3 separate regions of the Homo sapiens genome follow, and regions 2 and 3 are each linked to region 1. The links are chromatin contacts, found by Hi-C or POLR2A ChIA-PET in ENCODE. All regions are on one chromosome and are shown on one strand. The core of a region is the stretch at or near the end of the contact, and the rest is flanking DNA. Distances in the headings are between cores, read along the strand shown.

Region 1 (2,968 bases), core at 258-2,757:
GCTTGTGGATAAAAAAGTCTGAAGTACAGATCCTAATCTGGTTCTTGCCTTTCAGGCACTGCATTGATCTCTTCTTAGATTTCATTACTGTCTTCAGAAAACTCATGATGATCCTGGCCATGAATGAAAAGGTTAGTTAGCCTACAACCCAAAGATGAGACAATAATGGCTCCTGAGCTTGGCATGTGTGTATACTTCAGATTTGAAAACTTGCTCACACACTGTGTTAGGTCCAGGGTAACTGTAAGGCAGGCCACTGAGTAAGAGGTAAGCCAGAAGTCTTCAGTTGTTAGAAAAAAAGCAGCAAGTGAAAAAAAAATTTTTTTAACTAATTCCTGCGTTTAGTATGAAAGGGAAAAAAGCTTCAGTGGCAGTAAACACAACCTGCTACATGAATAATTTAAAGGCTATATAGTTGTGACTCAGAGAAAGGTATTGTGGAGGACGTTGTAAATTTCAGAAGTAGACTAATTTTATCCATTTGTTAATTTTTTTTTCCAAGGAAGCATTCTATATAGGGCTAATGAGTATCTAACGTAGTTGAGTCAAGCAGTGGGGGAAACAAATGAAATGAGCTTTTCTTTATAGACCTTATGGAGCTTAGAGATAGCATAGTGGTAGCGGGAGTAGTTGACCAGATAGGATTGCTGGCTCTGTCTGGGCTATGCCATGGTTGGACTGAGCACTAGGCAGATGTACAAGTTTCAGAACAAGCAACTGAATTTTCATTCCTTAATACATTGGGCTTCCATCCAAGATTGAATGAAGAATTCTGCTGGACCAAATTATTTCTGAATGTCAGTTTATGCCAGAGTCATGCTCACTTTGCAGGGTGGAGCACTTCTCGCGCCTAATGGTTGGTTGGTGGTCTTGGCCTCTAGTTTCACTCTTTGAGGATAGAGTGCCATCTGCAGCCTTCACTGTTGGGATCTGAGCTGTAGTGGCTGTGAATAGCCTAGAGTGGTCAGGCAGCCCACCTCGGCACTCCTGGGGTGGGGGTGGGGACAGCTGCTTAACCTTTATTCTTGGTCGGTCTGTCGGCAACTTTGGGAACCACCAGTAGGATGTGGTTAAGATTCAGTTCTTGCTGAGCTAAGGAAGCATTTCTCATTTCTTTTTAATTGTCTGGCTCACTTCTAGTCCCTAACTAAATGCTCACTCAAGAGTTTTAGCTTGAATGTCAAATGTCAAAAAATTAATTGGGTGATTTTTCTCCATTTCTAGGATAAGAAGAAAGAGAAGAAATGAAGTGACCATCCAGCCTTTCCCAATTAGACTTCCTCTCCTTCCACCCCTCATTTCCTTTTTGCACACATTACAGGTGGTGTGTTCTGTGATAATGAAAAGCATCAGAAAAGCTTTTGTACTTTGTGGTTTCCTCTATTTTGAATTTTTTGATCAAAAAACTGATTAGCAGAATATAGTTTGGAGTTTGGCTTCATCTTCCTGGGGTTCCCCTCACTCCCTTTTTTGTCAACCCCATCTGTAGCCTCTTCCTCTACTCAGGCAGTCGACCCGCCACGATGAGAAGTGGGACCAGCAGAGGGCGCCAACTTCAGGAGTCCGCTTTCCCACCAGGCTTCATTCACCCAGTGGACCTGAACTGTTTGGTAGAGCCACCCGGCCCTTCCTTCCTCATTGTTGTTTGGTATGCGCACAGTTCCTGTGGGACTGGGCCGTGAGTTTTCCATTGGAAAGAAGTTCAGTGGTCCCATTGTTAACTCAGCCTCAAATCTCAACTGTCAGGCCCTACAAAGAAAATGGAGAGCCTCTTCTGGTGGATGCTTTGCTCCCTCTGAGCTGCCCATGCTGGTCTGGCAAACACACCTTTCTGCTTTGCCTTCACAAAAGTAATGTGTTCCCTTTCCCACCCCTTGCCTGACCCTCAGGGAGTCAGCCTGCTTCCATCCATGGGTGGGAAGACTTCAGCACAAAGGAAAGACTAATTCTTGTCAGGCATTTTTGAAAAGGCTGATTATGTGTATCAAGGTACAGCATCGTAGGGTTCCCCTAAACTTGCCCTGTTTTTGTTTTTTTAGTTTGTTATCCCCTTACTGAGCGGCCTCTACTAGGTGGCTGTGATTAAATGTCCCAAGCAAGGATAGGGAAGGGGAATGGTTGAGCCTCTGGAGATCATTGTAACCAATCCTGCCAGACCTGTTTGGGGCAGTGGGGAGCAAACCTAGATAAGGACCTGTTTGGGGCAGCAGGGAGCAAAATCTCCTTTAACAACCAAGCAGTTCCTCATTCACATCAACAGAGCGAGGCTGTGATAACTTAGGAGGCAGCAATCCTAATAGTCCTTCAGTGCATTTTAGTCTGTCTCCAACTGGACACCAGTAGGTAGTGTCAAGCCAGAGATTCGGGGCAGTAGATAAATGTTCATTTTACTGATGCACTTTAGTTTTTGGTCTGTTACCTGTTTTCCAGAAATTTGTGGCCTTTTAGGCGGGAGTTAGGCGACCAAACCAGTGAGAGCCCCAATCCCTGCAGTTTTGTGGCTTCAAGTGTGGGTGGACAGTCCTAATGGGGATCTCCAGCTCCTTCCTGTGGGCTGCCACAGACAGCTACCCCCAGAAGGGTCAATGTTGGGAGTGGTTGTGGCTCTGAGCTGCTCTACAGAGCTTCAGTGTGAGAGGATCGAGCCATTGAAAGCTCATTACCAGTAGGACATAATTTTTGGCTCTCCCTATTCACAACCAGTGCACAGTTTGACACAGTGGCCTCAGGTTCACAGTGCACCATGTCACTGTGCTATCCTACGAAATCATTTGTTTCTAAGTTGTGTTTATTCCTGGAGTGACATGCCACCCCGAATGGCTCACTTTCACTGAGGATGCTGTCCTCTGATTTAGCTGCTGCCTCCAGCCTCTGGCTTGAGAACTTACTAAAGGCACTTCCTTCCTGTTAAACCCCTGTTAACTCTCCATAAATTTGGTGATTCTCTGCTAGGCCTAAGATTTTGAGT
Region 2 (3,062 bases), core at 550-3,049, 100 kb before region 1:
CTGAAACCCAAACCCAGCTTTGTCTGACTCAAGAGCTCTCATTCCTTCCACTATACCAGGCCGCCTTTTCTGTGCTAACTCACTTCTGGCTGCCTCCAAGCCCCCCTGCCTGCTAGAAAAAGACTCCTGAATACTTCATTTTTCTATCCAGGTCAAAAGGAACTCACTGTTCCTGGGTTCTTCAACAATGACCTGGAGTAACCTTCTCACATCTGGAAACCCAAAGTTGCTTCTGGAAGACTCAACTCTGCAAAGATGAATGGATCCCACCAAGGCATCTCTACCAGAAGCCAGGACATTTCCCTGGATTGCTCACAGCTTGGCATTTGGATGCCTTGGGTTCTGATTCCAAGCTCCCTTTCCATCTCTCTGTCCTGTTCTCCAAAATGCATCTTATCTTCTACTCCAGCCAAGTGCCATTCTTCACTGATCCCCAGACATCTCCGGGCTTGCCTGCCTACTTCCACACCACTGCTTGGGCTACTCCTTCCTGTCCAGGATTCCCATTTCCATCTTCATTGTTGAACTCTCACCCTTCCTTATCAAAGTAGAATGGAACTATGTCCTCCCCCAACTGGTCCCCAACTTCAGCCCCGGGGTGGTACTCACATGACAGAACACTGGGCAAAGGACAGGTAATCCACCAGTACATCCAGGCCTTTGTTTTCATCATTCAGAAATTCCCGCACCCACCTGCAGATAAAGGAAACACAGTGGAAGGGGTCTGCTAAAAGTGGGTCAAGGATGAGGGGGGTGACATGCCTCTGACCCAACACCTCCTCCTCCTGGAACCCAGCACCAGGCTAAGAAAATTCTGAAGATCAAAACCCATGACAGACCCATCCACGGTCATGGACTTCCCCTAGGCAGGGAAGTCAGGGATGGGGAAAGTTCAGGCCCTTCTAATGCCACTTGCTTTATCGTGAAGGTGCTTCAGACAAACAAGCTCTCAGGTACTCCCTCCTTAAGGGCCAGACCCTGGCTCAATTATTTTCTGCATCCCTCCACATGTCCTTGCTCAGTGTTTGTTGGAAGAATTTAGGAAGCATCAAGAGCATTTACTACAGGCCCGTGTGCAGAGTTGTGCTTGACCGAAGCCAGCAAGTCTCCAACTTGACTGAAGCCTCAGTCAAGACCCCAGCAGGAAGGGTCAAGGAGAGCTCTGGAACAGAGGCATCCTGGGGCAAAGCACTCTCTACTAAGTTTAAGGAGAGGAGTTTTAGAAAGCAGTGAGCAGAGATGTATAGAAGTTCTGTATTTAGTCATGTTGAGTTTGGCAGAACCAGAAAAAGCATGGGAGATGAACAGGAACTCAAGGAACTCCAGGATGTCTATGACCACTCAGAGTCAACCTGAGTACGTGGGTCCCCCTCAGCCAGGAAGGTAGACAACAAAGCACCTAAGGACCATATCCCAGGGCATTATTTTCCCTTCTGCTTTCAGTTCTTTTGGGCTGAGATATTCCTGGAATGAAAGTCAAGGGCAAATCTAGGGAACTGTTATATGACAGGTTCATTCCATAGCAGAAACATAAAACGCTCAGGATGAAACCCTAATCTAGAGTGCTCTACTCCTTCAGAATTTCTGGGGGTCTTTATAGGAAAGCTCCTCCCAAACTGCCCTGCGGGGCCTTTCTCCCCAACAGCTGGAAAACCAGTGCCATGTTGGCCAGCCACACCCCAAACTACAGAGAGACTCTGGAGCTACAACACCAGGCCCAGCTGAGATTAGGCAGCAGGCTCTGGCTGAAGCTGACTGACACCGGAGCTGCCTGAAGTTAGCTTCCTCTCTGGGGGCCAACAGGCCTCCCGTTTCCTGTCTGTCTGCTCTCCAGCTCCCCACCCCCTTCTCATTTCCTGTCTGAGTCTATACTGCTATTTCGGGATCTTGACACTTTGAGGAGAGGTTAAAGGGTGCTTAGGCAAGGCACAGAAACCAATACAAACCAGGGAAAGAGGAGCTGGAGAGGCTCTGGAATCCCACTTCCCAGCCTATCCCTCTCCAGAACCTGAGTTCCCATCTGCTGCTCCTGCACACCCAACTTCTGCAAGCCCTGGGGCTGATCAGGCTGTGACCAAAGCAGGATCCTCCTCTCCCCACCTTGCCCTGGGTTCCTGCCACCCTGAAGCACCCACAATCTGACAAACTCTTCCTGCCCAGAAATCCAGGAAGGATCTTGGTCCTTCCACATAACTCTACCCAGAGAAGCCGCAGTTCAGATGGCAGGCATGCCTAAAATGCCAGGCACTGAGCTATTCCCTGGGAACAAAGGACCAGGTCCAGGACCTCTAACTTGTGTGCCAACTGCCAAGAGGCCCCAGGCCTGGGAACCACGCTGCTTTGGACATAGCTCCTGGCCAGCAGCCAGAGGGGCAGGCACCAGGTAGAGGGGGCAGGCAGCAGGGACTATCATAAACTGCTCTGTGGCCTTCTCCCAATAAAAGCACACCCCTATCCTCAGATGACTACAGCAAGACTTAATCAAGAAAACAAGGCTAGGTACTAGTGGCTCCACTTTGGGATCCTCAAGGAGGATCACTTGAGCCTAGGAGTTCAAGACCAGCCTAGGCAACTATCTCTACTAAATTTTTTTTTTTAAGTGGCCAGGCAGGCCAGGCACGGTGGCTCACATCTGTAATCCCAGCACTTTGAAAGGCCAAGACAGGCAGATCACTTGAGCCCATGAGTTTGAGACCGCCTGACCAACATGGTGAAACCTCATCTCTACTAAAAATACAAAAATTAGCTGGGCGTGGTGGTACACGCCTGTAGTCCCAGCTATTCGGAAGGCAGAGGCAGAATGGCTTGAGCCTGGGAGGCAGAGGTTGCAGTGAGCCAAGATGGCGCCTGGGCGACAGAGCTAGACTCCATCTCAAAATATAAATAAATAAATAAAATAAAATGGCCAGGCATGGGTGTGTGCCTGTGCTCCCAGCTACTTGGGAGGCTGGGATAGGAGGATCACTTGAGCCCTGGAAGTTGAGGCTGCAGTGAGTCATGATCATGTCACTGTACTTTATCCTGGGCAACAGAGCAAGACCCTGTCTTAAAAAACAAATAAA
Region 3 (2,832 bases), core at 265-2,764, 100 kb after region 1:
TCTTCTCCCTGTCCTATCTCTCACAATCTGTGGAAGTGCTTTGTATGCAGTGAGCGCTTAATAAAAGTCACTTTTCTCTCCTCAGAGTCCTCTAACTCTTGCCCCAGCCACTTTCCCTACTCCAGCTGAATTTGTGTCCTAACCTTGTCAGAGACAAGGATAACGTCCCCCATGGCTCCAGTGTGATGGCGTTCCCTCCCCTCCCACACAGCGCCCTGGCCCCACATTCCCCACAGGAGCTTGTGGGGTGATCATTAACCCATGCGCCTCCTGACCCCACTTCCAGTCGTTAATTTGTGCGTAAACTTGGACAAATCGCTGCACCCTCTGCTCCTTAGTTTCCTCTCAGGTAAAATAAGAGGGTTGGAGTAGACACATTCACCTATGCATTCCTCCATTCGCTAGTAAGTTGTTTACTGAGACCGTGCGTCATAACTCTGCCTTCAAGGAGCTTTGGTTCTGTAGGGTTGTTGTTTTGTTTTGTTTTTTTTAAGACGGAGTCTTGCTCTGTCGCCCAGGCTGGAGTGAAGTGGTGTAAGCTTGGCTCACTGCAACCTCCGCCTCCTGGGTTCAAGCGATTCTCGTCTCAGTCTCTTGAGTAGCTGGGATTACAGGTGTGCGCCACTACGCCCAGCTAATTTTTGTGTTTTTAGTAGAGACAGGGTTTCACCATGTTGGCCAGGCTGGTCTCGAACTCCTGACCTCAGGTGATCTACCCACCTCGGCCTCCTAAAGTGCTGGGATTACAGGCGTGAGCCACTGAGCCCAGCCAAGGTTCTGTGGTTTTAAAGCTGCCGCTCTGGACAATCTGTCCAGATGCAACCCAGGCATTCCTTCCTTCTGTGTACCTTTTAGGAAGCAGATTTTGGCTCAAAATAAGAAAGACCCTTCTACCAGAACGGCCCACAAACGGACAGGCTTCCACAGAAAGGGGTGAGCCCCTGTTCCGGAGGAGACTCTGGGATTGCTTCTAACTCCGGGATCCTGAGAGCCTCCGTAAAGGGTTTATTGAGCAGGAGAACCAATTTAACCCTGTCCACATGAAAATAAACATGGAGATTTACTTCAAACTCAGCAGCTCTGGTGAGAAGGCTCTCACACAGGTCCGGGTTTGACCCACACAGACTCCACGACCATCTGAGGCAACCAGCACACGGCAGACGAGGGAAACAACTCAGGTGTCACAATTGCTTTTATTTTTATCTCCAGTCAGTCACAGACCCCAGGAAGGTGAGGTCAGGGAAGGGAACAGGTGCGGACACTGGGGAACTTGCAGGAGCTAAGGCCAGTGGACAGCAGGAGTGTCGGGGGTGTGGCAGCTGGCCTGGGTCCCTGGAGCTGTGTCTGCCCTCAGGGACTCAGGAGAACGGCTCAGGGAGGGCTTGGGAGGGGGTACACTGTGTCCGAGAGATGCAACCATCGTTCGGCAAAAGAAAACAGCGGTGGCTGATGAGAAGACAGGTCTGGGGAGGTCTGAGGAGAGCTCGGGCCAGATCCTGCCCCCAACCTCCAGCCACATGGGCCCTCGGTGACTCTCCCAAACCAGGCCCTGCGTTTCCTCAAGCAGCCACTGGAGGGCAGCAAAGTGCTTATGCAAAAATCCCACCCCGCCCAGGAGAGCAGCCAGGACACCTGGGACTTGGCTTCAGGTGGGCCAGGGAAGGAGGCAAGGAGCCTTTTGGAAAATGGGTGTCTGTCCCATCCTGACTCCCTCGGAAGGAAGAGTAGGGAATGGAAGAACTAAGATTCCGGGGCTTCCCCAGGTGATACCGAAGGAGCCATAGGTGTGCCCGGGAATGAGTCCCAGACTCGTGTGTGCCTCCCGGGCCCCCATCTGCAGCTTCCAGAAGAGGACTTCAGTGGGAGACCCCTCAACTCACATTCCGGACAGTCAGATTCCTGGCTGCCTCCAGCTTTACAAAATCCAGCCCACCCCTTCCTGGGCCCAGCCCCACCCAGGCCAAAAATGTGAAGGGCCTGCAGACTCCCTTCCTCCTTTACAGCTTGTGACACCTGCTCAGCTGCGGTTTCCTTAATCTTGCATTCCTGTTCCCCTGCCCTTCCTACTTCTGACGCCTCTCCTGGTGTTTCAGGATTCCTCACTGCCTGGATTGGAGATGGAACGCATAGACTTTGGCCCTGACCCTGCTGCCTACACTGTGGTACCTGCCACCCCCCCTCAGGACCCAGAGTAGGAGGCTGCGGCATCTTCTGCCCGGCTTCCCCAGCTCTGCAAAGAAGCCATTTCTCAAATGGCTGTGATGCGTGTGTGACACTGTTTATTGCCGAGGACCTGTCCCTCCTCCCCCAAGCTTTTGGCACTCAGCCCTGAATAAGCTTCTAAATCCCCAGTTTCTGCAGTAACTTATCCCAGGGAGAGGAGAACTTGGACAAGTAGATTCTAGGAAGCATGACCAAGGCTATCTGACAGTGGCAGGAGAGTGGGGTGCTGGGGCTAACCCTCTGGAACTGAGGCCAGAGATGAGGAGAGGAAACTGAGGGGCCCGGAGGAGAGGAGGTGGAGGAGGGTGGGAACCGGGTGAGAAAGTCAGTGGAGAGAAATGTTCTGGTGCCTCTCCCGCCCTATCCTGGCTATGAACTTCCATGTGGCAGATGGAAAAACTGAATTCCAGACAGCAAGAAACCCTCACCTAATAGCAGGAGCCCGCTGGCAGTGAGGCTAGGAACCAGAAACCAGAAATCTTGCCTCCCAGCTCTTGTCTGGAAGATAGAAACCTCAGAGTGCAAAATCTGGCGAGGGGTTTCAGGAAAGACGGGAGGCCGGGTGGCACTGAGGACAAGAAATCCCCAGGACATCAGGGCCTGACCACC

Evidence for each region. Hi-C counts contacts between places; a loop is a spot of excess contacts on that map. ChIA-PET counts read pairs that join two places held with the same protein, here RNA polymerase II (POLR2A). Pooled maps may share reads with other maps.
Region 2: a pooled map shows a loop between it and region 1 (4-fold over the local background). The contact joins two enhancer-like sites. A Hi-C loop is called at or near these places in 8 of 50 pooled maps. POLR2A ChIA-PET finds 5 or more read pairs at or near these places in 11 of 52 experiments (A673, B cell, H1 and 8 more).
Region 3: a loop to region 1 is called in a pooled map, with 2.3 times the contacts of the local background. The contact joins two enhancer-like sites. A Hi-C loop is called at or near these places in 13 of 168 maps with a recorded cell type or tissue (CD8-positive, alpha-beta T cell, HepG2, MCF 10A and 8 more), 21 of 37 single-sample maps with no recorded cell type and 23 of 50 pooled maps. POLR2A ChIA-PET finds 5 or more read pairs at or near these places in 7 of 52 experiments (AG04450, H1, OCI-LY7 and 4 more).

What each region holds. Positions count from the first base shown.
Region 1 is chr12:49,761,649-49,764,616 of GRCh38, forward strand. TMBIM6 (transmembrane BAX inhibitor motif containing 6) reads left to right here. Exons shown (of 10, transcript NM_003217.3): 9 at 56-131; 10 at 1,225-2,968. The coding sequence ends at 1,248. Among named protein-coding and RNA genes, the nearest start is that of TMBIM6, 22 kb to the left of the region's middle. Within about 2 kb of position 1,508, at least 10 of the 41 ENCODE cell types and tissues checked have a DNase peak (open chromatin) inside an H3K27ac peak, as active enhancers do.
Region 2 is chr12:49,661,357-49,664,418 of GRCh38, forward strand. FMNL3 (formin like 3) reads right to left here. Exons shown (of 26, transcript NM_175736.5): 5 at 610-693. Among named protein-coding and RNA genes, the nearest start is that of PRPF40B, 39 kb to the left of the region's middle. RefSeq lists enhancers at 1,532-2,470, 2,044-2,203. Within about 2 kb of position 1,800, at least 32 of the 41 ENCODE cell types and tissues checked have a DNase peak (open chromatin) inside an H3K27ac peak, as active enhancers do.
Region 3 is chr12:49,865,722-49,868,553 of GRCh38, forward strand. It overlaps FAIM2 (Fas apoptotic inhibitory molecule 2), which reads right to left. Exons shown (of 12, transcript NM_012306.4): 12 at 1,175-2,832. Among named protein-coding and RNA genes, the nearest start is that of BCDIN3D, 24 kb to the left of the region's middle. Within about 2 kb of position 1,515, at least 8 of the 41 ENCODE cell types and tissues checked have a DNase peak (open chromatin) inside an H3K27ac peak, as active enhancers do.